3 separate regions of the Homo sapiens genome follow, and regions 1 and 2 are each linked to region 3. Evidence: chromatin loops called from intact Hi-C (ENCODE). Cell type or tissue: PC-3. All regions are shown on one strand. Region 1 overlaps LINC01122 (long intergenic non-protein coding RNA 1122). Region 2 holds the start of VRK2 (VRK serine/threonine kinase 2). Region 3 has its middle 290 kb from the start of VRK2.

Region 1 (8,000 bases), 810 kb after region 3:
CTTATTTAAAAATATAACATATAACTGTATAGGATTTGTTGAAGATAACTTAGGGTTAATTCATATTATGGCTAGTTTGTATCACATGGTTATTTAGGCAAACTACCTTTATCTCAGATCTTAGGAACTAAGTAAAATCTGACATATTTAATGTTGTGCTTCCATTATGAAATAGTATTTAGATAATTAAATTAAAAAGCAAATTTAAGTTCTTCATCAAGTCAATATTCTAGAGTTGGATCCAGTTGATCTAACTTCAGCTGTTGTCTTTAGACAGCGTGGCTGTCAGTGGTCATGGTCTTAAATGGAATAAAAAGCAATTCCTAATAAGTTGAAATAAGTCATTCCTTTGAACCTGTTATAAACAAATAACAAGACTTTCATCAGATACTTTTCATAAAAATGAGCAACTTTGTTCCAATACTCTTGGAAAATTCCAAAGGAAATATGCACTCCGTCAGATAGAATGTACATTATAGATGGCTTTGCCAACCTTACTGGTTCACAGATGGCAAAGTGTTAATAGAAACTATCATCTCAAGTCAAACTGTAAGGCCTAGTATTTAGTGTTTTAACTCAAGAAATATTTTCAGACTTACTCTGTTATTTATTTTTACTTTTTTCTTAGGGAAACTCAGGAATCATAGTAGTGTTCCTCTTTGCTTTTAATGTGAAGGGAATTTGAGCCCTAATTATGTTCACAGGACTCTCCCAAGATGATAGAGCTGGGCTAAGAACTGAGGAGTCTCAATTTCCAGCTTTGACCTCTGTGCAGCATCTAATATTGGCATGCAACCTCTGGTCATATATTTGTTCCATTAAAGCACTATGCTAACTGATGGGATTCAAAAGATAAGATGAAAAGTGAAATTGTGATAAGTGAACCCGTGGGACAACATGCTGCATTTGTTTTTGGCTTAAATTCTTGACTGTAGGGGAAGGGGCAAAGGGACTCTGATATTTCTAATGACTGCTTACACCTTCTTATCTTTTAAAAACTGTGCTCTCTGCAGTATGTAATAGAGTCTGTTTTTAAAAGACATCTTCTCTTGAGAGAAAACACAGATTCTTCCCAAATCCTCCAAAACCCTTCTCTCAGTGTTTGGTCACTGCTATTAAATAAAAATTTTGTGCAGTCTAAAGAACCGGGCAGATGTTAAAAACCCTTGTGGTCCCCACCAGCTGGGGGGTTCCTCTGTTTGTTATTTCCCGGCTGCTTGGCACGTTCCTGTGACATAAAACAAACCCCCATTATAAAGGATTATATGATGAGTCAACAAGCATGTGAAAGATAGCAACCAAATGGTGACTCCCAATTACATGAAAAATTACTATAATCACCCCTGCTGTAACACCCGTCTGTTGGCAAAGTGGTTGATCCCCTTGAAAAGCATTAAAAAAAGGCCTAGTGTATTAAATAAAAATCTCAGTTCTGTGTGTAATCATAAAAATTAACACTGTCACTTTAAAAAAAAACTAATTAGTGTCCTAAAGGGAAACCTACTAGGCTATGTAAAGTAGCTATTATGAAAATGTTTAGCCTTTTGAATGTATTTCAGACAGCGTTTGTGTTGCCAGATTTGTCAGCCAAAAATTCACTAAGCAGATTTGTCAGGGGCTGAGGCCATAATCTGTAAAACAGACATTGGCATAGAGATTAAAGATCAAGAGAATTATATAGGTTTTGTTACCATATGCCAAGATTTCTTTTTAAAAGTAAGTTTATTTTGTGTGGGCTGTAACCAGAAGCAAGCACTATCTTTGTTTGGTATTTAAAACAGTAGCATTTCCTGCCGAGGAAGGAACAAAACAGTTTCATTCACACACTTGGGGTGCGGTGGTGGTGGTGGTGGGGCGGGGCGGGGAGGGTGTGTGTGTGCAAGATGCTTCTGACATTTCTTCTGTAGTTTCTTTCCTCTCTTTCTACAGTGTAAGCCTCATGTATGAGTCATGGATGAAAAATCAACGACAGAAGAGCCCTTGGGTCCACAGTCACACTTTTCCCGGGGACTGTAGGAGCTGCCTGGGACACCCTCTCCTTTCAGAAGATGTGTCCCTAACTTGGAGGGTGCCCATATTACAGTCAGGCTTCCCATGTCTAGCCACAGATGACATATTCATGTCTATCAGGCTCCTCTTAAAGAATTTTATGCTTAGAAACATCAGTGACCCAAAACGGGCTGGGTGCAGAACTTCTTTGGCAGCTTGGCCACATGGCTCTGAGGAAGTCATGAAATCACTTTGAACAATGCATTCCTTAAATAAGAATGTGAATTAGGTGGTCTCTCAGGACCCTTGGCCTCTAAAGTTGTATGATTCTGTGAAGGTCAGACCTTGCATAAATTCCAGTACAACCCTCTCAGATGCAGCAAGAAAAAGTAGTTTATATTGCCATAATATATGCTGCAAAATTTAATAGAATGATGGACCGCTTCCTGAAAACAGTTGAGCAAAAGCGTTATGCTACAAAAAACTATATATGATGGTTTCCTTAGAACTGTGGTCAGTATTGGGGCAGATTTGGGTAATTACAACAGCCAAACATAGTAATGACATTCTGAGACATTTATACTTTTGAGATGACAGTGGATAAAACTCATTGTAATACTTCATAATTTTAGTAATATTTTAACACAGAAGCCTAGTCCACAGATATCCTGGGACACACACCTATGCACACACACAATTTATTTACCTAGATGGAAAGGAAGTCACATATAATTTGTATGGGAACTTTCAAAGGCGCTTACACTAAAGCTTTTCTAAGCCACTTTTAAATTATATCTTCATTACACAAATGGAATATTGCTCAAAGAACCGCTGACTGAGAGAAGTGGCAAGCAGTCTTCCCAGACTTTATTCAGTATTCACATCCAATCACATGGGTAAACATAAATACATCACAATGCTTATTCAAACACTCACAAGTTATCTATAGAAGACAAACTACCATATATTCTCCGAAACAGATTTTTCTTCCATTTCCCTTTTTCATTTTGCATCTAGTGTATTGACTGAAATTCATCTGGTTTTTTGTTTTTTCTTTTCTTGAAGCAAATTATAGGCCCCTCCTGGCTCCACCTATAATTTTTCACATTTTCTTGAGACAAACTACAACACATTGACACGAAGTTACTGGCAAACAGAAATTCTAGAAAGTATCCAAAAGGGGTTAGGAGTCTGACACTTGGCCTCCTGACCTGAGGGGAAAGTAGATTTCCGTCGAGGCTGCAGTCTTGGGACTTCCGCCTTGAGGAGCCAATCTTGGCCCTCATGTTCCGGATAGCAGGAAAGGAAGGGATATACCTGCGAGTGGTTTTTGTGCTAGTACAGACACTAGGGGGTGTCCAAGGACCAAATGTATTCCTCCTTCCCTTCAGCCTTGTCTTAGGTCCAGCTAACTTAAAAAGTGCAGGAGCTAAGGGAAAATCCATCCAATTAATTCCTGTCTTGTGCCGAAATAAATAATGTGGGGTCAGTTTCATCATCAGGCCCCGATTCCCTTGGATCTCTGGCAGCCTTTGTAATCTCAGGGTTCAGAGCTGGCACCATCCCGTATTTAAGCTACAGGTGATGAGAATGAGGTGCTCTGTTATCAAATGCTTTTTACTTCTGTGTGTGTCAGAATTTACTTGTTGTTGAAAAGAGGTCACCAATTTTCCTTTTCTTTAGTGTTTCAGTTTAGGTCTGTTCACACTAAACTATGAAGGGCGGGGGGGAATTGTAAGAAGGCAGATTTCTGCCTTCTCATTCTTGTGGGGTCCCATTTGCTTTTTATTGTGGATTATTTGTTAATTATTACTTATTAGAAAACATTGGCCCTTGCTACTGTAGACATCTTCAGGCCTTTGGGCATGGGTCTCTTTATGAATACCTATTACTTCTTAATTATGATGGTTTAATAAGATACGTCTTTCATTTTCATCTCCTATCTCTCTTCCCCTATGATTCTTCTCCTTTTGCTATTGGTCCCTGAGGGCATGTTACTGGCTCCTTTTTCTTTATTGCTCCCATCTTCCCTTTGCCCCTCCTGGTAAATTAAAAAAATAAATAGAATGCATTTTAAGGATGACAACAGTAATAATAAAGCCAGGAATTGCTTTCCAGCTAAATGCACTGATTGGAAGTCCTATTGAAAATAGCATAAACCTAATTGAAGTAGTCAACCCCTCCCATATAGGTCATGCTATGCTCTATTAAAATGAAGGTAAAACAAAGCTTGTGACATTTCTGCATTTCCCAGACTGACTTTTCCTAAGACATATCGATAGTATTGACAATAGTATTGCATTGTGCTCCCTAGTGACCCAGCCTGTCATCTTGTGGTCCTGGATAATTCTTTCTTAATGAAACCTTATTGTGTCCTTTACCTATAACAATCAACAGAAAAATAATTATGTTTCAACATATAGAAATAAAAAATTTGAAATAAATCAAAATTGTAGCAATTAACTAACCAGTAACACTGATCATTTGGATAATGTGGATGTTCAGTACCCGCCAATTGTGGCCTGTTAAAGATGCAAATACGTTTTCTAAATTTATGAAAATACACAAGTTGCTAAAGAAATGTCTGATGTGAAATTATCAGGAGAGTTGGGATTATATATAAGGAGTTATTATTTGATTTCATTTTGAATAATTTAAGTAGTCTGTCTTCAAGAGTCATTATTTGGTCCTAAGCTTTATTACTGAAGTTTCTTATATTCCATGGAACTGACTATCAGATTTGATGGCAAAGCACTAGCAGCTGGGAAACTGCTCTTTCTCTCCCCTCTCATTTCCCAAACAATGTTTGCACTGATTAATACTATGCAACAAGACATGACGCAGAGATTGTGTTGGCATTGTGTTCTGATGACCCCACACATTGTGTGCGCTCTGTGGTTCCTTTTGCTGTTCATAGTTATATGGGTTTATCAGAAATTACATGTCAGGCTCCCGATGAGTGTAATTGTATACTGATTGTGTATAGTTTTTTAAACCTCATTATTAGCCTTGTATGCAAACCAAATAAAAGGAAAGTTTAAAAAAGGAGAAAGAAAATAGCCTCCACTGGACGTCATGTCAGAGCCCAGGTGTTTGAGCCTGGATGCAGGGGGGAAACAAAATGTTCTCTCAGGGACATCTGCAGCAGCCATGTGCTTGAAAAAGGCCCTAATGAGTGGAGGGGGAAGGAAAGAAGTGGTTAGGGCATGGGGGGAGAGCTCCTGGCTTTGCTTTCTTCTAACTCTGTTCTCCTTGCATGCACGATTCATTTAATAACAAGGCAGGGAGGACACTGAGGGATGCAGTGTGTGTGTCCTCGTTCATTTTAACTTTCATTAATTGGTGCCCCCATGGCAATTTCTCTGAGTTCTGACCCTCTACTTAGAATCACTCTTTTTTTTTTTTTTTTTTTTTTTTTTTGAGACGGAGTTTCGCTCTGTCGCCCAGGCTGGAGTGCAGTGGCGCGATCTCGACTCACTGCAAGCTCCGCCTCCCGGGTTCACGCCATTCTCCTGCCTCAGCCTCCCGTGTAGCTGGAACTACAGGCGCGCGCCACCATGCCCGGCTAAATTTTTGTATTTTTTTAGTAGAGACGGGGTTTCACCGTGTTAGCCAGGATGGTCTCGATCTCCTGACCTCGTGATCCGCCCGTCTCGGCCTCCCAAAGTGCTGGGATTACAGGCGTGAGCCACCGCGCCCGGCCGAATCACTCTTTTAATGGAAAAACAAAAACAAAAACACCTCAACTATGCAGCTACAAACTCGGGGAAAATAGGCACAGGAAGAGTGATGAAATGAACAGTGCTTTCTTTCTCTTCCCAGGGCTCTGCCCTTCCACCCATTTACACCTGAGCAATTTATTGGACATTTCCAAGACAGTTATTATCCAGGATGTGCATACTTTGGACTCACAAGCAGGAAGCTCAGCAGGGAATGTTGAAGTATTACATACCAAGGACGAGGGACATTAGAATTAGACTCATCTCTAATGTGGAAAGTACTTAGTTCTCTTTTAAAAACCTTTAATCAGTATACAGTGGTTCAGTACACAGATGTTAGCACCAGTGTGAGGGCTCTCTAATTGTAATTTAAGTTATCCCTGCCTTAGGGCTCCCAATCAAATTATTAGACTGTTACAGTGAATCTGTGGCTCTTGGTTGCACCTTGCAAGGGGGTGTTTTCTGGAATGACGAGAAACAGTGGTTTCTCCTGGGAAGCAAATGTACCATTATGGACTTATTAGGTCCTTGATTAGATCCACAGCTGATAAGTGAGTAGATATTTCAAGAGAAAATATTGCAGTTTATTTCAATCTGCCTTACTCAGCCCATTGGGTTGTGGAAAAGAAAGTAAATGAAATAGAACTAAAGGAAACGTACGTGCAATTTTTTAAAAAAGTGGTTGTAAAATTTATTAATCAATCCTTATACATTGCTACTAGCTCTTTATGCATTAAAGGTTAATGCTTTTAAAATGTGTCTGTTTGTTTGGTGTTTCTTCTCAATCCCTAAACTTGCTTTCTATTGAAAATTTTCTGACTGGACTGCTAAGACTCAAAGAGTTAAATATTCAGAGCGACAATTAATTAATTAAACGGTCCTAGAAAGTAACCTCTCAAGTTTCCTTCCTGAAATTCATGTTGATCTGATTTGCTTTAATAAGTGACTTGCTATTGAACTAGTTTTATGTACTTTAATTTGAAGATAATTACAATACTATAATTCACATTTCAGATGCACATTAACTTTTCAAAAGATATCAAGCTAGATACCTCTACCTAGCATTGTGTTTATTTTTTAGTATAGTGTAACCTGAAGAATAATTATCTGGTTGTAGTAATATCTTTTAAGTTCTTTCTATTACTACGCATTTATTTGATTTTAATTGTAGAACCATTGGTCATATTGAGTTCATTTCCTGTTCATGTTGATTTCATGAATCTCTCCATTAGTATTCAATTGCACAGTAATTAGTCATTAGTTCACCGTGATGTCTTCAAGCATGTGTACACTTACATTCTCATTTTCCACTCAGTTTCTACAGTCATATTTGAATTTTCTATTTCTTAAGGAAACGAAGGCCATGATAAGGAAGACAAAAATGCTAGATGATGACTTGATTAAACATTTTGCCAAAAGGCCCCTAGTCGAGGCATGCAAAAGCTGGATACATTGAAAATGAAGTAAGTGGCAGCTGCCTAGCCATAATACTGAAGTCATTGAGATGTCAAAGCCTGGGATCTGAAGCATTTGTGATCAGAGGCCAGATAGAAGCTATTTAGTGAAACTTTAGCATGATGTTTGACCTCTGTGTACACCTGGCTAATTCTGATTAGAGCATCTTCAATTTCTGAAGAAAGGTGAAATTCCCAACTTGTTACTAAGCTCCAATAATGTATTAAATGTTACAATTTTAACTAACTGTTCGGCTTTACAGATCTATTTTTCTTTATAAGAGAAAGTGTTTTTCAAAAAAAATGTTGTCAATGGATTAATTAATTCCAAATTTGCTGTGTTTTTAGTTCACATTTTATCTGAGGTATTCGTTTAGCTCCCACGAAAAGTAAATATGTCATCTGTCATAGTCTGTCACAAGCTCCCAATTTAAATCCATTAGAAAACTGTTCTTGCTTTTTATTTGAGCTGGCTTCACATTGTTGTCCTAATTAAATTGGAATCTTATATCATTTAAATGTTAGACTTGAGAATGAAATTATTTCTGTTGAGGTGATAATGGCAGTCCTCTTGGCAGAGCTCAAAAACACTGCTTTCAGACTAGTTGAGTCAATGTTCTAGTTGCCATACCTGCTTCATATAGGTTTCCATTTGCATTTCTTCCCTAAATGAAATGAGAGACCCCAAGTTGAATAGTCTCTTTCCAAATAGATCAGTTCTGCAATATCTATAACTGTGCCCTATTTTTGGTTTTTTTTTGTTAGTCCAATTAGTACTTTAATTTTTATAACTTGTTTAAACAAAAATACTTTGCACCGTAGTGTGTATAATGCTTCT
Region 2 (8,000 bases), 290 kb after region 3:
TACATGACATATTGATATGACATTTTAAATTATTTTTAATATTCTAATTCTTCATTTATATAGACAATGAAGAATTATGTCATTTGGATGATTAAGTTTATACTTTGTAATGATCTTATATGTAAAGAATGCAGAGGACATAGATACTTGGTCTGATTGTTTATCTAATGGGCTTGGAATTCCATTTACCTGAATTCTATTATTTTCAAAATTATTAATTTCAAAATTTCTATGTCAGGAACTGCTTAGCTGTTTAGAGATTGTAAGTTTATGAGTGCAAATGGCCTCCTGATTTTTACAGAACAAAAATACTAGCTCTTCTTTGGCAGGCAAAACACGTTCACTGATATGATCTCCTTATCTCACTTTAAATAACAAAAATTGGCTTTTTCTGAATGTTTTGTCTATGCATCATCTTTAACATTTTAATTGATTTGAAATGATCTTGGCCTTGTAAAGTATGCTTACTAAATGGTTGGGTTTTTCTTTTTCTTTTTAACCAGTGTAAGCATTTTATAGCACCCAGTTCTTTGAAAAGCAGAACGCATGCCATACCTACAAGTTGGCATACAGCCAAGAAAGTCCTTTTGTGTGCGTGTATTTGTGGTGAATCATTCATAGCCTGTAAGATCTATCAAAATAGCTTTGTTTGAAAACCTAGTTTTCCCCATATTTTTTTTCTGATGACTCACACTTCACTGCTTTCATGTCTAGATTCTCTTTTCTTTCTTGTTTCTCATCATGTTCATTCAGAAGATGTTCTTTCACTAGTTCCAAAATTTGTATTTCTATATTCTGTCAGTTTTCATCTTGAAACATACACACAGCAATATGCTCTGAATCATAAAATTCTGCATTAAATCCCAACACTTAAAAAAAACACATATTCTCAATATAGGTTTACCTGCTCCTGTTGCCATTTTTATTTAGTACAAATTTATTAACATTTAAAAATCATTGGCACTTATGAAACTTGAAACTTTATTTTACTGTTAGGAAGATTTTGGCTGCAAGAAATATAAAAACCAATGCTAAGTGGTTTAAATCATAAGAACACTTAACACTTCATGGATGAATATGAAAATATGGTGGTTCAGGATTAGTTGAATTAGTAGTTCAATAATGGCCTCAAAGACTCAGGATCTTCCTATCTTTCTCTTTTGCCATTCTTTTAAATCGATTTTATTAAGGCATAATTTATATATAATTCAATTTTAAGTGTATAACTAGAGGAATTTTGACAAATGTATAATAATGTATCTATTACCACAGTAAAGAAATTTAACATTTGCAACGTTTCAGCTCCTTGCAGTCAATCCCAGCTCTTCGATTTCGAATAAATTATTATATTATATATACTCCTTTGTGTCTTCTTTTACATAGCATTGTGTTTTTGATATTCATCCAGCTTGTTGACTGTATTGGTGCTTTGCTCCTTTTTATTGCTGAGTGATAGTTCATTGTATAGTAGATATAGTATAATTTGCTTATTCATTCACCAGTTGATGGAAATTTATTTCCAGTTTTGGCTATCACATATGAAGCTGCTCTAAAGATTCCCCTACAAGTCTTTGTGTGGATACAGGTTTAGATTTATCTTGGGTAAATATGCGAATGCTGGGTTGTATGTTAATTATATGTTTGACACTATAAGAACCTGCCAAACTGTTTTCCAGAGTGGCTGTACCATCAACAGCAATATAAGAGAGTTCCAAGTTGTTCCAAATCCTTGGTAACTTATTAGTATTTTTTGAAAAGCAAAAGTTTTTCATTTTGATGAAGTTAAATTGTCAATTTCTTCTTTTAGGTTTCCAGCTTTTAAATTTTTTATACTTTATAAGTGCACACATTTAAAGATTATATAGAGTTTCTGCTAGGTTTTCTCTAAAAAGTTTGAGATTTAGATCTTGTATTTAGATTTAGCTGTATGATCAGTTTCAAGTAAATTTTTACATGGGGTGTGAATTAAGGGTTGAGGTTTCTTTCTTTCTTCTTTTTTTTGTATATATGGATGTCTAGCTGTTCTAACATTTGTTGAATATTCTGCCATTCCTGGGGCTTTAGATTAGTACTTTTTCCCATCTTTGTGGTCACACGATGACTGCAGCCATTTTAACCATCACATCAGAGACTATCTCTTCCAAGAATGTGTCCAGCAAACTTCTTTTCACCTCGTTACCTAGACTCAGCACATGCTTATTTTGTACTGTCTAAACCAATCATGGGAATTGGAATGGGGCCAGCATGGTTCATTTATTCATTGAAGAAGGAAATGGTTGCCCATATCCTTTCTAGGGGTTGGGGATACAGTAGTGACGAAAACAGGCAAAAATGTTGCCTGACCTCATGAAACATACAATTTACTGAAAAAGATTGTCTTTTGTCAAAATAAATAATAAACTGTATAATATATTGCTGTATAGCAGTAGGTACTGGGAAAAATACAGGGAAAGAGGCTACGAAATATTGTGGGTGAGCTGAAATTTCAGATAGGATGTTTAGGAAAGGTCTCACTGAACTGACTTTTAAATAAAGACCTGAAGGAAGTGATGGAGCAGTCTATACGGATACCAGGTTGGAGAGTGGTCCAGGTGGCAGTAAATGCGAAAAGTTCTTGAGAACAGCAGGCCACTGTGGTTGAAGAGAGTAATAGGACATTGGGGAGTGGGAGTGCATAATAGGTAGATCAGTGTTCTTTTCAACGACTGGCAATTTTGGCAAAATTTCGTCATGTTGGGGGATATTTTGGTTGTTAACTTGTGTGGGAGGGAGTGCTGAGGAGACCAGGGATACTGCTAAATATCCTACAATGCACAGGACAGCCTATCTCTCAATCCTCCTCCTTCTCCCAAACCCCCAACAAAGAATTATCCAGGCTGACTGTCAATAGTGCCCAGGTTGAGAAATGCTGTTTAAAGTCATAGCGAAGACTGGCTAATTGTGAGTAAATTGGAATAACACTGAATTGTTTTAAGCTCAGTAATTATTTAAGCGTTAAGGATCATGTGGCTGCTTGCTGTGAACAGACTAAAGGGATAAGAGGGTATAAAACATTTAGGAGGGTAATACAATTACCTAGAGAAAAAATATGGTTTGGGCCAGAATGCAGGTAAGGGTGCTAAGTGATAGATGCTGGATGTATTTTGAAGGTTGAGCCAACAGGATTTACTAACACTGGATACATGCCTGTAGGGAGAGGAACCACCTACAAGTAATCTGCTGTGGTTGCTACTGGAGTTGTTTCTTCTCAAAAGGGAGCCGGGGAAGTGGTGGAAAGCTAAACAAATTTGGAAAGGAGGAAAGAGTACCCAATATGGATATTAGGATTATTATGCATCTGTTACATAAATATCTGTAATTATGCATCTGTTATATAAATATCTTAAGAAAATAAGAAAGGACACTGTTGGACCAGTGAATGACTAAGGGCACAATTATTCTATGGACTGTTTCTTTAAAAATACTTTTTTGTTTGTTTTTAGAAACGTCTTCTCATGCCATCTTTCATTTTGGTGACAGTCTGAAAGATGTAGGGAGCCCCAATTCCTTATTCTATCAAAGTCATTAAAGGGCTCTAATTTTCCTTTCAGTATTTGTATCCCAACCAATTATTGGTGGTTACTATGTAGAATGCTGACGTATTAATAATCTTTGTCTAAGCATTTGTTTGGTTTAGTCTAAAATATAAGCTTACTATGAGTCTTTTTTTTCTTTCCTTCGAGACTGAGTTTCCCTCTTGCTGCCCAGGCTGGGGTGCAGTGGCGCGCTCTCTGCTCACTGCAATCTCTGCTTCCTGGGTTCAAGCGCTTCTCCTACCTCAGCCTGCCGAGTAGCTGGGATTACAGGCGTCCGCCACCACGCCTGGCTAATTTTTTGTATTTTTAGTAGAGATAGGGTTTCACCATGTTGGCCAGGCTGGTCTCAAACTCCTGACCTCAGATGATCCACCCGCCTCGGCCTCCCAACGTGCTGGGAGTACAGGCGTGAGCCACCGCACCTGGCCACTATGAGTCTTTATGTATTAGAAAACTGCTTAATAAAGTCCTCACCTTATTGTCATAATCTTATAACCAATAACCTTATAATCTAACAACAAGGGTTATTTCCATTTCACAGACAAAAAAACCTGAAGTTTGTTAATTACGGTGTTAAATTATCCTACGATTAATGGCAGAAATAGGTCCTGAACCAATATGCCTTTGAGAACTTAAACGCGGTGAGTTACATACAGGCCCTCCTAACTGGAGTCTTCGCTAGTACCAATAGTTAGTTGCTCGGCGAGAGCTCGGTAAGGACTAGCCATTTGGAAGCTCGTAGTACTCAGGTTGTGGTACAGGAGATCTAACACTCCTACACAAATGCATGTCGTGCTTATTTCGTACCAAACTGGTCTGGCGGCGGTTCTTCGTCCAGACGCTGGCGGGCCAGGGTGGAGGTAGTAACACAGCTCCCATTCCCCATGTAGCCGCGCCCTCTCCTTCCCCTGGGCGTCTCCGGGGCGTGGACAGGCCGCTGAAAGGAACCGGCTGCGGCCTGTGTGAGGCTCCGCGGGCCGCTGCACTGCGAGGCCGACGCAGCTGGAGAGAAGTTAGGCAGGTCCTAGGGAGGGCAGGCTCGAGTGCTGGGCCCGCCTCCCCGCGGGACTGTAGGCCCGGGGGCTCCGCCTCGTCGCAGCGGCAGGTAGGAGGCGGTGCGCGCGGCCCGGCGACGGGGGATCCTGAGGCCCGGTCAGTCTCTTGCTCTGGGGTCTTGGGTGGCGGGCGGCACCTCCGCTTGCAGTGCCGGAGCCGCGGCCCCGCTCGGAAAAGGGCTGCCGTCGGAGTTAGATGCCGGGGACTCCGGGCCGTCCCAGCCCCCGGGCCTCAGCTCCGGCCCGGGCAGAGTCGCTGCTTCCGCGTTTGGTTCTTTTTTCCCCGCTGGGAGTGAGAACAAGGCGTCCCCTTCTACTCACGTTTGCCAAAAGCGGGTCCGACGTGTTAGCGGAAAAGTGGGTGGAGTTTCTCTTTTTGCCGGTGCAGAGAGAACTTGTGGCGGGAAGTTGGGGCGCGGGGTTGGCCGTAGGTCCCCGGCGTGCTAAGGGCGGACGGACCAGGCGGCTGGGCCGCGCTGCTTCTCGTTACCTTCCGCAGGGTCAGGGGCCGCGGCGGGGTTGGAGGTCAGCCCAGGCACATGTTAACCCCTGGGTACCAGTTTGCTCGGAAACTCGTGTTGAGGACTCATCTTAGCCCTGGGAAGGTACCCAGAAGCCGAAGGGACACCCCTGACAGGGACGGGCCCTGAGAGGCTGTCGTTTCCCTTGGCAGATGAACTCGGGACTCGCCCCCAGGATGTACATTTCGTAGAGTCTCCCTTACCGCCTCAAGCCCTGAGGCCGCTGCCTTGCCCCAAAGTGTATTTATCTTTTTTATAATTATTTAGAATTTATTCCTTAATCAGTAGTTTACACTTTGGAGACTTTAAGTTTTAAATCAGTAAATCTGTAATAGGCACCAGCCTATATAATGTACTGGTCAAGGGAAACCTCCACAAAAACTTTTCCTGCTTTATGATACAATCAATGCTCTAGGCATAGTTCACCATCCAAATTCCCAGCCCTTGTGTGCCTATCAGGAGGAAGGTGAATATTGTTAAAGATACACGCAGCGACTCTACCTGGGACAATACTGCTAAGTAAAAAAGCAGTTAAGTGAAGGAGGAAAAACCCGTTAAAGGAAAAACAGATACTTTCTTTTATGGAAGCTAGGAAGATTATATTAAGAAAACTTTACATTTACGTATATACGTTTTTAATTAACTTTCATGTCAGAAACTCTTAATAGTTTTAAATACTTAGAGGATCATGGTTACCTTCACATTTAAATTATTTTCAGGCATGTATGCTGGCATATGTATTTTCCCCTAAGAAATTTTCTCTTTTAACTCAGAATTTCCCATTGAGAAATTTGCTAACCTATGTACAATTATAATTAGTTGATTAAAGTTGCATGGCTGTGCTGTGGAGATTATGCTTTTGTTGTTGGTGGCACAGTTGTAATCTCTAAGGCAGGACTGTTTTCACTGTGATAAACTGAGAAAGAGGGTAAGAAGACAAAATGCTGAGAATATTTTGGCAGCCCGAGAACTGATGGCCTAGTATTCTGCTAAGTTACATATCCGTGAAAATCCCTGGCTCATTTAACAAATGTTTACTGAGTACCTAGTATCACGGTGGTGAGATGTCCATTGCCATTGTCTGTGTCTTCCCAATCCAATCCTGTGTTCTTTTCTAGTGACTGAAGACCTTCTCACTTTTAACATTTTACATTCTCAGTGACAGCAATATTTCCATGTACATGAAATTTATTTTCTTTCTTCATTGGAAATTGTTAATTTCGTGTTTCTTAAGGTGTGTCCTGCACTGTTAATATGTGCTATAGAACCCCGAAATGAATTTTGGATGAAATTTGGTTAGTTTGCTTCTGTTTTTTTAAAATATCTATACCTCTTAGATCTCAGTATTGTAATGTATGTGAATTTCTAATTTGAATATAATGTGTGGGCTTTTCCAAACTGAATTAACTTTAGAATCCTAATTTCTGGGAACCTGGGAAAGTTCCCTATTGAAGACATTTTGGGAAGTGTATTTTAAGAGTTTTGTTTGTTTGTTTTTCTTTTTACCCATTTATCTCACCCCTTCTGCCAACAGAAGTGATGCCACCAAAAAGAAATGAAAAATACAAACTTCCTATTCCATTTCCAGAAGGCAAGGTTCTGGATGATATGGAAGGCAATCAGTGGGTACTGGGCAAGAAGATTGGCTCTGGAGGATTTGGATTGATATATTTAGGTAAAGTAAAACCTTAAATTAACAATTATTCTTATATCTGTGACTGTAACCGTGATTACTTAGTGGTATTTTAAGAATGGAAATATGGAATTCATATGTGTACTTTATTAAAATTCATGATTGTACTCGATTAAGTAATAATAGAGTACAGTGTCTAGGTTCAAGACATCACTGACCCACTCCTTGTTGTCCATGTTTTTCTGAGTAAATCTTAGAAGTCTTTTTAGAGCATAATTATACAATCTGCCAGACAAAATGCTAACTTTCTTTTTTTTTGAGAGCTTGTTTTCTTAGAAACATGCTTTTTTCAGATGAGAAACCACAACTGTATAGATAAAAACACTTTCTGTTTGTGAATCTTAATCAATATTTAGGCAATACAAGAGTCTAGTCATTTCTTAATTGGGCTCTACTGGAGAATTCATAGATAAAACTTAAGGCATCTATTCTGTGAAATGAATTAACTTCTCTCTCGTGCATCTAGAGTGGTCCCTAGGGATGTGCCATTCTTGGGATAATTGAAAAAATAAACACTCAAAATTATTTTCTGTGATCTGTGGTACAGGTAAGGAACCATGGGCTGGATAGGCCTTTACATTGCATTTAAGCATTTAAAAATTACACTGAACTTTAATGGATCATTGAGTTGGAATGAGGAGGGGATATCCATTAAAAGATTGATTAATAAAATAAGGAAAATAGTAGTGATTTTTAAAAATATACCCTCAAGGATAAATTCTCCTAAATGTACTCACTTGAGACTTGAGATCACATCTATTTCTATAGGAGATTAAGGAGTTGATAAAATACCTCCGTTGAGGGAATCTTGGGTTCTCATCACATATTTCCAGAAAAACATGCTTCATGGATCCTGAAATATAAAAGATCCTCTTCTGATAAAATTAAGATTGTAGTTTTGAATGAATGAATGAATGAAGTTTGGTCAATAAATATCTGCTTATTAAATACTTAAGTGTCTATTCTAGTTGGAAAGACAAGATCAGCACAAAAAATTGTATGAGTCAAGTAAAGGACCCATTTAAAGGGTTTGAACTTGCTTGAAATTGCTTGAAAAAATACTATGGTTATTAAGTGCTAGATTGAATGACATAGTCAACACTGTTCAATAGAAATGTAATACAAGTTACATATGTAGTTTAAAATTTTCTAGGAG
Region 3 (8,000 bases):
ATGTCTGCTTTTATCCTTAACTATGGAATCAGTTTTTAGATATTATGAAATAGCTTATCCAGCACTGGTTTCAACAGCAATTACTTAACACATATGTCTTGAATATTATATGAACAAGTATTCATTTAGTGCCTATTACTATGTGTCTGGACACATATATTATAGTCCTCATATCCAGTCCAGTCAACCCCTGAATGAGCACCCTGAAGCGGTTCCCTTCAGAAACTTCCATATTTCTGGAGATTGCTTCACCTCAACAAGCAAGATATATATGGGTTATTTCTTTGCCACAACAGAAGGTAAACAAAGTACTAACACCTTGTATCTCTGCTCTTATTATTCATTGGCCTTTTCTTGGAGATAATTTCCATCCATGTTTCCACTGAAAATATTTTGTGCACCAAATAATTGAAAGTGTCTATGGTGATATGACAGTGGGTTCCAATATTATAAAGTGGGCATTATATCTCTTCATAAACAGTGTTAAATGTGATGTCTACTTTGATAAGACATCCACAATGAACATTACCCAGCATGATGGTTAAGAGTCTGGGCTGTGGAATCAGAGATCCAGATTTGAAGAACTACTGCCCTTTACTGATGGTTTGATTTAGGACTAGTTACAAATCTATCCTTGGATGCCAACTAAACATGGGATCAGAATGACCAGTATATAAAGCAGCTTTAAAGAATCAATGTATTGATACCACATAGCTACCATCAATCAATCAATCCCTGCAAAGCACTTAGCAATATGTGGTACAAAATGATCAATTAATAAGTGGTGGTTATAATTCTTTTTAAAGAGATTTTTAGCCCAACAAAGTATAGCTCACACATATGGACTGCTGAAGCACACATACACACACACACACACACACACACACACACAAGTAAGAAAAGTAGCTAAATCCAGAGAGCTGTCTGGAAACATTGAGTTCTTAATCACAAGCTGCTGAGTTGCCCAGTCTTAGAGACAACCAGAAATCCTTTTGTTGGTTTTTAAAAGACAAAATAGCCCTATGAGAGATACGGAGAGGGTGCATTCTCCTGCAGAGTGGGCTGCTGAGTAAAGATGGCATCCATGATTGGCTTAAAGTATATCTCCTACAGGACTCATAGCGACAGCTTTCATTTTCTTCTATCTTTCCTTTTAATTCTTTTCCTTGCCTGATTTGCTCTTTCTCCCTCTAGCACTAGCCCTAATCAATGCAGCAGGTCAGGTTGAAAGAATGGACAGCTTCTGCGCCACATACATTTAAGCCATTTTAATGCAAATATTGATCGTAGGAGCATAGACACAGGCCGGGCTGCATTTTTTTAATGGACATGCTTTTTTTCTGGGGCTGTGCTACCCATGATAAAATACATCACCATAGATCAGTATTCCACCATCTTTCTATGCATAGGAATGCATAAGCAAATCCAAAAGGTGGGCCAGATTCAATGCCAAGCTTGTGAGCCTCCAAAGCAGGTACTTCAGTAGTCTACTGGACCACATTTGTTTAACCACTTACACTTCCCTCCTCCTGCTTTCTAGATGAGTTATTTTGGTGCGCACAGAGACAGACTATCAGAATGGATGTGGTACCTTAGGTCACAAGAATAGTTGTACCACAACAAGGTCTGCTATGCTAAGACACTTAATTGCTGTGTACACAAGATTATCAAAGCATTGTATCTGAGAACCACTGTCCGAAACATATTTAGCAACAGAATCTAAGTCTGACTTGAAATTCAAAAGGAGAGATCAAGGACAGGAAGAAATTCTAAGGGCCACTTTGAAATGTGATACTAAAAAGATTTGCTATCCCATCTGTAGGCATTTTTAGGCTGGACTGGAGAGGGAAAAAAAAGAAAAAGAAAAAGAAAACCTGTTTGCACTAAGAAAATTTTCTTGGCCTATTGCCAAGAAAGGAAGTATCACAAACTGGGCACAAATTAACCTAAAACCAAAGAAAGGAGGAAGAAAATAAGTGGACTCAACAGCCTCAAATCACACCAGTTGCTTCAGAGCAATACCGTTGCTTTCAGATGTTTCTCCTTCGATTCTTTTCATAGGGTCTGTGGTTGTTGTTGCTTATTATAACTCTAAAGCCAAATATACTATTACATTTAGTGAGATGTCTGTGGAGATGGAAATGAGACCATCACGATTCTCACTATCATATGCAGTCGTTTTTTACTTCTTTTCCAGAGATCTGCTGGCCCCCACATCTTTATGCAAAGGGGTAAATGCCATCATAAAGAGGGACAAGCAAGATGTGTACACCAGGTGCACAGAATGTTCTCTGTGGGCGGATCAGCCTAAAAGGTGGAGATAACTGGAGGTGAAGAGGAAGCTGAGTGGTATGCAAAGTGGGAGGGAGGCTAGACAGAATGAAGCCTTTGACCTTGGAAGAGCTGCGTACTAGTGAAGTAGAGGGAGGGGGAGGGAGAACGGAATGAGGAATTCCTTGCTGTAATATATTCGGGTAAAAATGGGGCTGTCATCTTGAGCTACAAGTTAGAAAGTTATTACTTTTAATATGCCACTACCTTAGGCCTATACTGTTATGTAAAAGAAAAATAACCTTGTGTGACAGTTTAACATTGATCGATGTGCCTGCCAAATGCAAAGAGATAAATAAGCAGGTGATGAATAAACAGCACTTCAAGTAAAGACATTACGCTGCATGCATAAAACGGCGCCAGGCACCTAGGAGCTGTGGGTGGCCGAAGGTTGGCCATTTCATGCCCACTCAGTAAAGCAGACTTAATCGCTTCCAATATTTTCTGTTAAAAAGCACGCTTAATGAGCCAATTTCACAAGCCCAGAGAAACTGATTATTATCTCTGAGTTCCAAGAGAGTTGGTTGTTTTCCAAGAGCCAGGTTTTTTTTTTTTTTCCTTGATGGGATAAAAAACCTTTTTTAGAAAGAGAGAGAGGGGCGTAGGAGAGAGAGCAAGAGAGAAAGGGAGAGAGGGGGAGTGAGGGAACGACCGAGCCAGCAAGAGGGCACTGAGAGCCAGCTGGCAGGGGAGAGATGGCCACTAGATGGCAGTGTTACCCCGCCGTCGGCACCCGGCCCGGGCTGGGAACTGGACAGGACCATTTGGCGGAAACGTGGCATGGTGAATAACGCTGAGAGCTGTGCCTCGAGAGTTCAGACCCGACCCTCCGCCCTCCTCGGGCCTTTTGTCCACAATTTTTCCATCCTCCAGCCCATACAAGGCGAGGAGACAAAAGGGGCAGTCCCCGAATGGCCTCCCTCTGAGAGCCCAGGGCTCTGATTCTTCTATGCAGCCTTCTTTCACAAAGTACAGGGGTCCCTTCGTCCGATTAGACTGAGTTCTTCCTGAATTTTTTTCTTTTTCTTCTTTTTCTTTTTATTTTTTTACCCTGGGAGGCTTGCAATCTCTGCATCCCTCACAGGACTAAGCATCTGCTTCTGAAGGCATGGAAAATTCCAACAGGATAAACCTATCTCGTTTTTCACCATGTATTTACTTTAGGGCAGGTTATTTTCTTCTTGCCTCTTATTTTGCACACTTTTTTTTTTCACTTTCAGTAAAAAGTGTGAACAAAAGGAATTTACCCCCATAGGAAAAGATTGGGAGTAGGGAAAGGGAGAGAGCACCCCTTAGGAAGCCAGCTGTCCTTCAAAGAGTTTCATTATGTATCTTCCTCCAGCTACACCGCAATGTGGTGAACGCCACAGAAACACAGGGTTATTGTCACCAACTGCAGTTATTCAATTGCCACTAGGAGAGAGGACCCAGCAAGGAGACCTCAGCATATAATTAACTCGGATATTTTTTAAAAATTGAAATGAACTGTTGTTAGGTTCTAAATTGAGATGCAAGTTAATTATTTATGAATATTCATAGAAAACTTGAACAATTTCCAAACTTGGCCTTTAGTTTCTCATCAGTTAACCAAATAGTTGATGTGTATTTTTTCTGTAAGATAATTTTCTCTTAATGTGCACTGGAACTACCAACTTCATTAAGATTTTTGAGATTCATTTTGCCTTGTGATGAATCAAAAGGGAATGGACTTAGTAACAGAGAAAATAAAATGTTCATCTCTTATCTTTTACTTATACATAAGAGAAGAATGAAATGACACTCAGCAAAAATTAGTCAGTTATGGTAACAAAAAAAACTGGCATATTTGAGGAACATTCAGAAGAAGCAGATCAATGTTCTGTATGTGTATAGGGGGAAAAGGAGGAAGGGTAGGGAGTGTTTGGGGAGTGGAAGGTGGCCATAGATATGAAACCACCGAAAGAAGGAAGGTACCCAACTCCCAGGAACTTATTCCAGGTAATCATGTACCTGTGATGGGTTCAGGATATGCTTCTCCCAAATATGGCACCTTGGCATTTGAAAAACAAGAAGCAGGACAGTCGCCCTTACTTTCTTCTCACCTTTCTCCCTTAGAGCAGGTCATAAAGCCTAGGAAGGTTGCTCTCTAACCTTCTCCCACACTTCTCTGAAGCAGAGCATAAGAACCTAATTCCAAAAGTATCCTCCCTTGATCTGGAGGAAAGGAACATTCTTATTCCTGGAGACAGAGGGACACAAAGAAGGATCAGAGCAAACAGGCCTTGCTAAGCTCCCCCCAGTTTATTGCCATTAGATCACATTCCCTTCGTCTTTGCATACTTCCTCATAACTGTTCACTCTTCATCAAACCTAAGCATACAAATTTACAAGTTTACCTGTTTCTCTGGGCATTTTCCTTATGAAGGCTCCCATGTCACACAAAACTTATATTAAGCAAGTTTGTATGCTTGTATCTCATTAATCAATCTTTGGTGTAGAAGCCTCAGCCATGAAAATAAGTTTCTTCTGCCCTAAAGTGGCCACTATTCTCACTCACTCAGAACAGAAAGCTCCTGTATGTCCACAAGTTCTAGTGGACTGGGGCCCAGTCCACTCTACACATTTACACCTCTTCCATGCCCCTGCCACAAAGCCAGCTACTGAACTGGAAAAACTCATCTCTGCTGAAATAGTAACCAACCGCCACACTGGATTTTCAATTGACTGCAGCACTTCATCCCTAAAGAACAGCCAGCTATTCATTAGGGCCTCTCAAAAGGAAAGTTAAAATTAAGGACACACTGGATACCTCAGTTACGTCTGCCATTAAAGACAAAATGCAGCAAAACAAAATACTAGGATTAAAAGGACATTTCACGGATGCAATTAACTGACAAAAAACCATCCCATTACATGCCAGGGACTGCACTGGACACTGCAGGCAGAGTGCTAAGGATCATGTGTTGCCCTCAAGTATCTCACTGGCTGGTGGCTTTCACATGGCAATAGAACAGAGAAGCACATGGTGCCCAGAAGCTTGTCCCCACCCTGACCTGTGGGAGGTCCTGAAGGCTCTTATTTATTTATTTTATTATTATTATTTTTTGAGATGGATTCTCACTCTGTCACCCAGGCTGGAGTGCAGTGGCATGATCTCGGCTCGCTGCAACCTCCACCTCCCAGGTTCAAGCAATTCTCCTGCCTCGGCCTCCCAAGTAGCTGGGACTATAGGCGCATGCCACCACGCACAACTCATTTTTTGTGTTTCAGTAGAAACGGGGTTTCACCATGTTGCCCAGGTTGGTCATGAACTCCTGAGCTCAGGCAGTCCGCCCGCCTCGGCCTCCCAAAGTGCTGGGATTATAGGCGTAAGCCACCACGCCCTACCCCTGAAGTCTTTTTGAATTCGGAGAAAATTGGGGGAGGGTAACTTAGTGTCCTAGGGCTGCCTTTAAAAATCACCACATACTGGTTGGCTTTAAACAAAAACAATTTATTATTTCACAGTTCTGGAGGTTGTATGTCTGAAATCAAAGTGTTGGCAGAGTTGGCTCTTTCTCCAGGCTCTGAGAGAATCTACCGCACGCGTCTCTCCTAGCTTCTGGTAGTTGCTGGTGATCCTTGGCATTCCTCAGCTTGTGCATACCTTACTCCAGTCTCTGCATCTGCCTTCACTTGGCCTTCTCCCCTGTGTGTCAGGGTCTCTGTGTCTCTTTTCCTTTTCTTATAAGGCACCAGTGATACTGCATTTAGGGCCCACCCTAATCCAGCATGATTTCCTATTAACTAATTACAGCTGCAAAGTGTTCAATGAATGACTGGATAAACTGTGAGACCTATATATGTATGAATGTAAACACACACATGCATATACACAATGGAATATTATTTAGCCTTTAAAAAGAAAAGGATGCCATTTGCAACAACATCGATGAACCTGGAGGACATTACGCTAAGTGAAATAATTCAAACACAGAAAGACAAATACTACATGATATCACATGTGGAATTTTTTTTTAAGTTGAGTACATAGAAACAGAGAGAAGAACAGAATGGGTGGTTACCAGAAGCAAAGAGCAAGAAGAAAGTGGGAGAAGTAGCTCAAAGGGTACAAAGTTGCAATGATGTCGGAGAAGTCTAGAGATCTAATGGATAGGATAAGGACTAGAGTTAATAATCTTGTATTTCGTGCTGTAAACTTGCTAAGAGAGATTTTAGGTAGTTTACCTTACACACACAAAAAAGGAATTATTTGAGGTGATGGATATGTTCATTTGCTTGACTGTGATAATCATTCCACTATGTGTATCAAAATATCCTGTTGCACTCCTTAAATATGTGCAATTTTAAAAAGACTTACTTCCTAATGAGGTAACATTCTGAGGTGCCTAATATACATGAATTCGGGAAAGACACTTATTAACCCAGTTTAGGGACATTTCAAGCAAGGATACCAGATGACTGAAAATATCCTAAGAACTTCAGGTGGTTCCTTGCAGTTACAGGGTAATATGCAAGGGAAATGAGGAGAAAGAGTTGGAAAGAGGCTAAAACAAATCAAAAAGTTCCTCTTGTTAGGTATTAAAGACTTCAGATTTTCCACTGAAAGGTGGTAAGAAAAAAATAAGTGGGTTTTAAGCAGGTAAGTGTTAGAAACACCACTACCACTCTGGCAGGAGTATAGATATTTGGAAAGAAGGGAAATTAGAAGCAAAGATACCAGTTAGAACACTTTTGCAGTAATGCAAGCAAGATAAGACTTTATAATAACATAGGCCTGTGAGGATGAAACGAGGAAATACATTTGAATTTTAAAAACAAAATTGTAATTGACAGAATTTGAGTGGATAACATTAACAAAACACGTGTTGTTGAAGAATGAACATGATGAAAGCTGATGAGATTCCCAGACTTGACCCAGAAATCTGGCCTGAGCAACAAGGTTGATCATCATGTCATTAAGGAAAGTTGGTAATCCATTTTTAACAGGAAGCTAACTTGAATATATTGGAAATTGGTGTGTGTGTATATGTGTGTAAGTTGTGTAAGATTTTGTATAAGAGAGGCTGGGACAGAAATGCAGTTTTGGAGGAAGAAGCCTCAAATTAGATTGAGCTCCCTGAAAAGGTGAGAGTAGCTGTCCAAGATGGAAGAGAGAGCTGGAAGAAGCAGGAGATGGATCTCAGTGCCAGCACTGAAGAGAATTCACAATGGGACTGAGAAATTCAAGGAGGGAATGCAAGGGAAATCTTCACACAGCGACTGAGGCCCCCTCTCCTGACACTTGGCTGTAAAGGGCAATGGAGGCACAGGGCTGGTTGTATTGGGAATATTGGGGGAAAAAAAGAAGGACGCTGTTGAAGAATAGGATGATGTTTTTGTTTCTTTGTTTAAAACGAGAGTGAGTTAATCCTTTTTATGTTACAGATATGAAAAGCCTTCATAGAGGAAGAGGATGAAGGGGCAGCATAAAGAAGGAATAGTCAAGAATGTAAGAGAAGGAAATCAAGAACAGGAGTTGAGCCTTTCTCTATGCCTCTAAAACAAGCCCAGCAGTGGGGCCCTGGTTATCTATCTAAAAGTTGTTGGAAGGAAAGCATAAGATAATGATGTGGCTCACTCGCTGCAAATGGTCTACCCTCCACCTCCCAGCTCCTCCATTGATCTCACTGAAAGAAAAGATTGCTGGC

Evidence for each region. Hi-C counts contacts between places; a loop is a spot of excess contacts. Peaks named below come from ENCODE experiments on the same cell type or tissue, not always from the same donor. Only the 100,000 strongest peaks of a DNase experiment are listed, where the experiment ranks them.
Region 1: a loop joins it to region 3, with 12 times the contacts of the local background. A loop is called at or near these places in 6 of 110 quality-filtered maps.
Region 2: it touches region 3 in a loop (5-fold over the local background); 4 of 110 quality-filtered maps call a loop at or near these places.

What each region holds. Positions count from the first base shown.
Region 1 is chr2:58,568,094-58,576,093 of GRCh38, forward strand. The region is part of intron 1 of LINC01122 (long intergenic non-protein coding RNA 1122); the gene reads left to right. Among named protein-coding and RNA genes, the nearest start is that of LINC01122, 51 kb to the left of the region's middle. RefSeq lists an enhancer at 4,501-5,379. In PC-3, a CTCF peak has its summit at 3,334 (motif pointing right); DNase peaks (open chromatin) are centred at 1,948 and 3,328; H3K27ac peaks cover 257 bases.
Region 2 is chr2:58,042,142-58,050,141 of GRCh38, forward strand. VRK2 (VRK serine/threonine kinase 2) reads left to right here and starts at 4,665. Exons shown (of 13, transcript NM_006296.7): 1 at 4,665-4,727; 2 at 6,686-6,826. The coding sequence starts at 6,691. It overlaps LOC107984043 (formin-2-like), which reads right to left and starts at 5,092. Exons shown (of 3, transcript NR_171623.1): 1 at 4,383-5,092. RefSeq lists enhancers at 3,933-4,488, 4,378-4,497, 4,489-5,044 and a silencer at 4,648-4,917. In PC-3, no CTCF peak of the experiment used is centred here; DNase peaks (open chromatin) are centred at 580, 4,520 and 4,960; H3K4me3 peaks cover 4,751 bases; H3K27ac peaks cover 3,978 bases.
Region 3 is chr2:57,756,975-57,764,974 of GRCh38, forward strand. It overlaps the pseudogene ACTG1P22. Among named protein-coding and RNA genes, the nearest start is that of VRK2, 290 kb to the right of the region's middle. RefSeq lists an enhancer at 2,920-3,214 and a silencer at 4,486-4,686. In PC-3, a CTCF peak has its summit at 3,021 (motif pointing right); a DNase peak (open chromatin) is centred at 3,097; H3K4me3 peaks cover 511 bases; H3K27ac peaks cover 588 bases.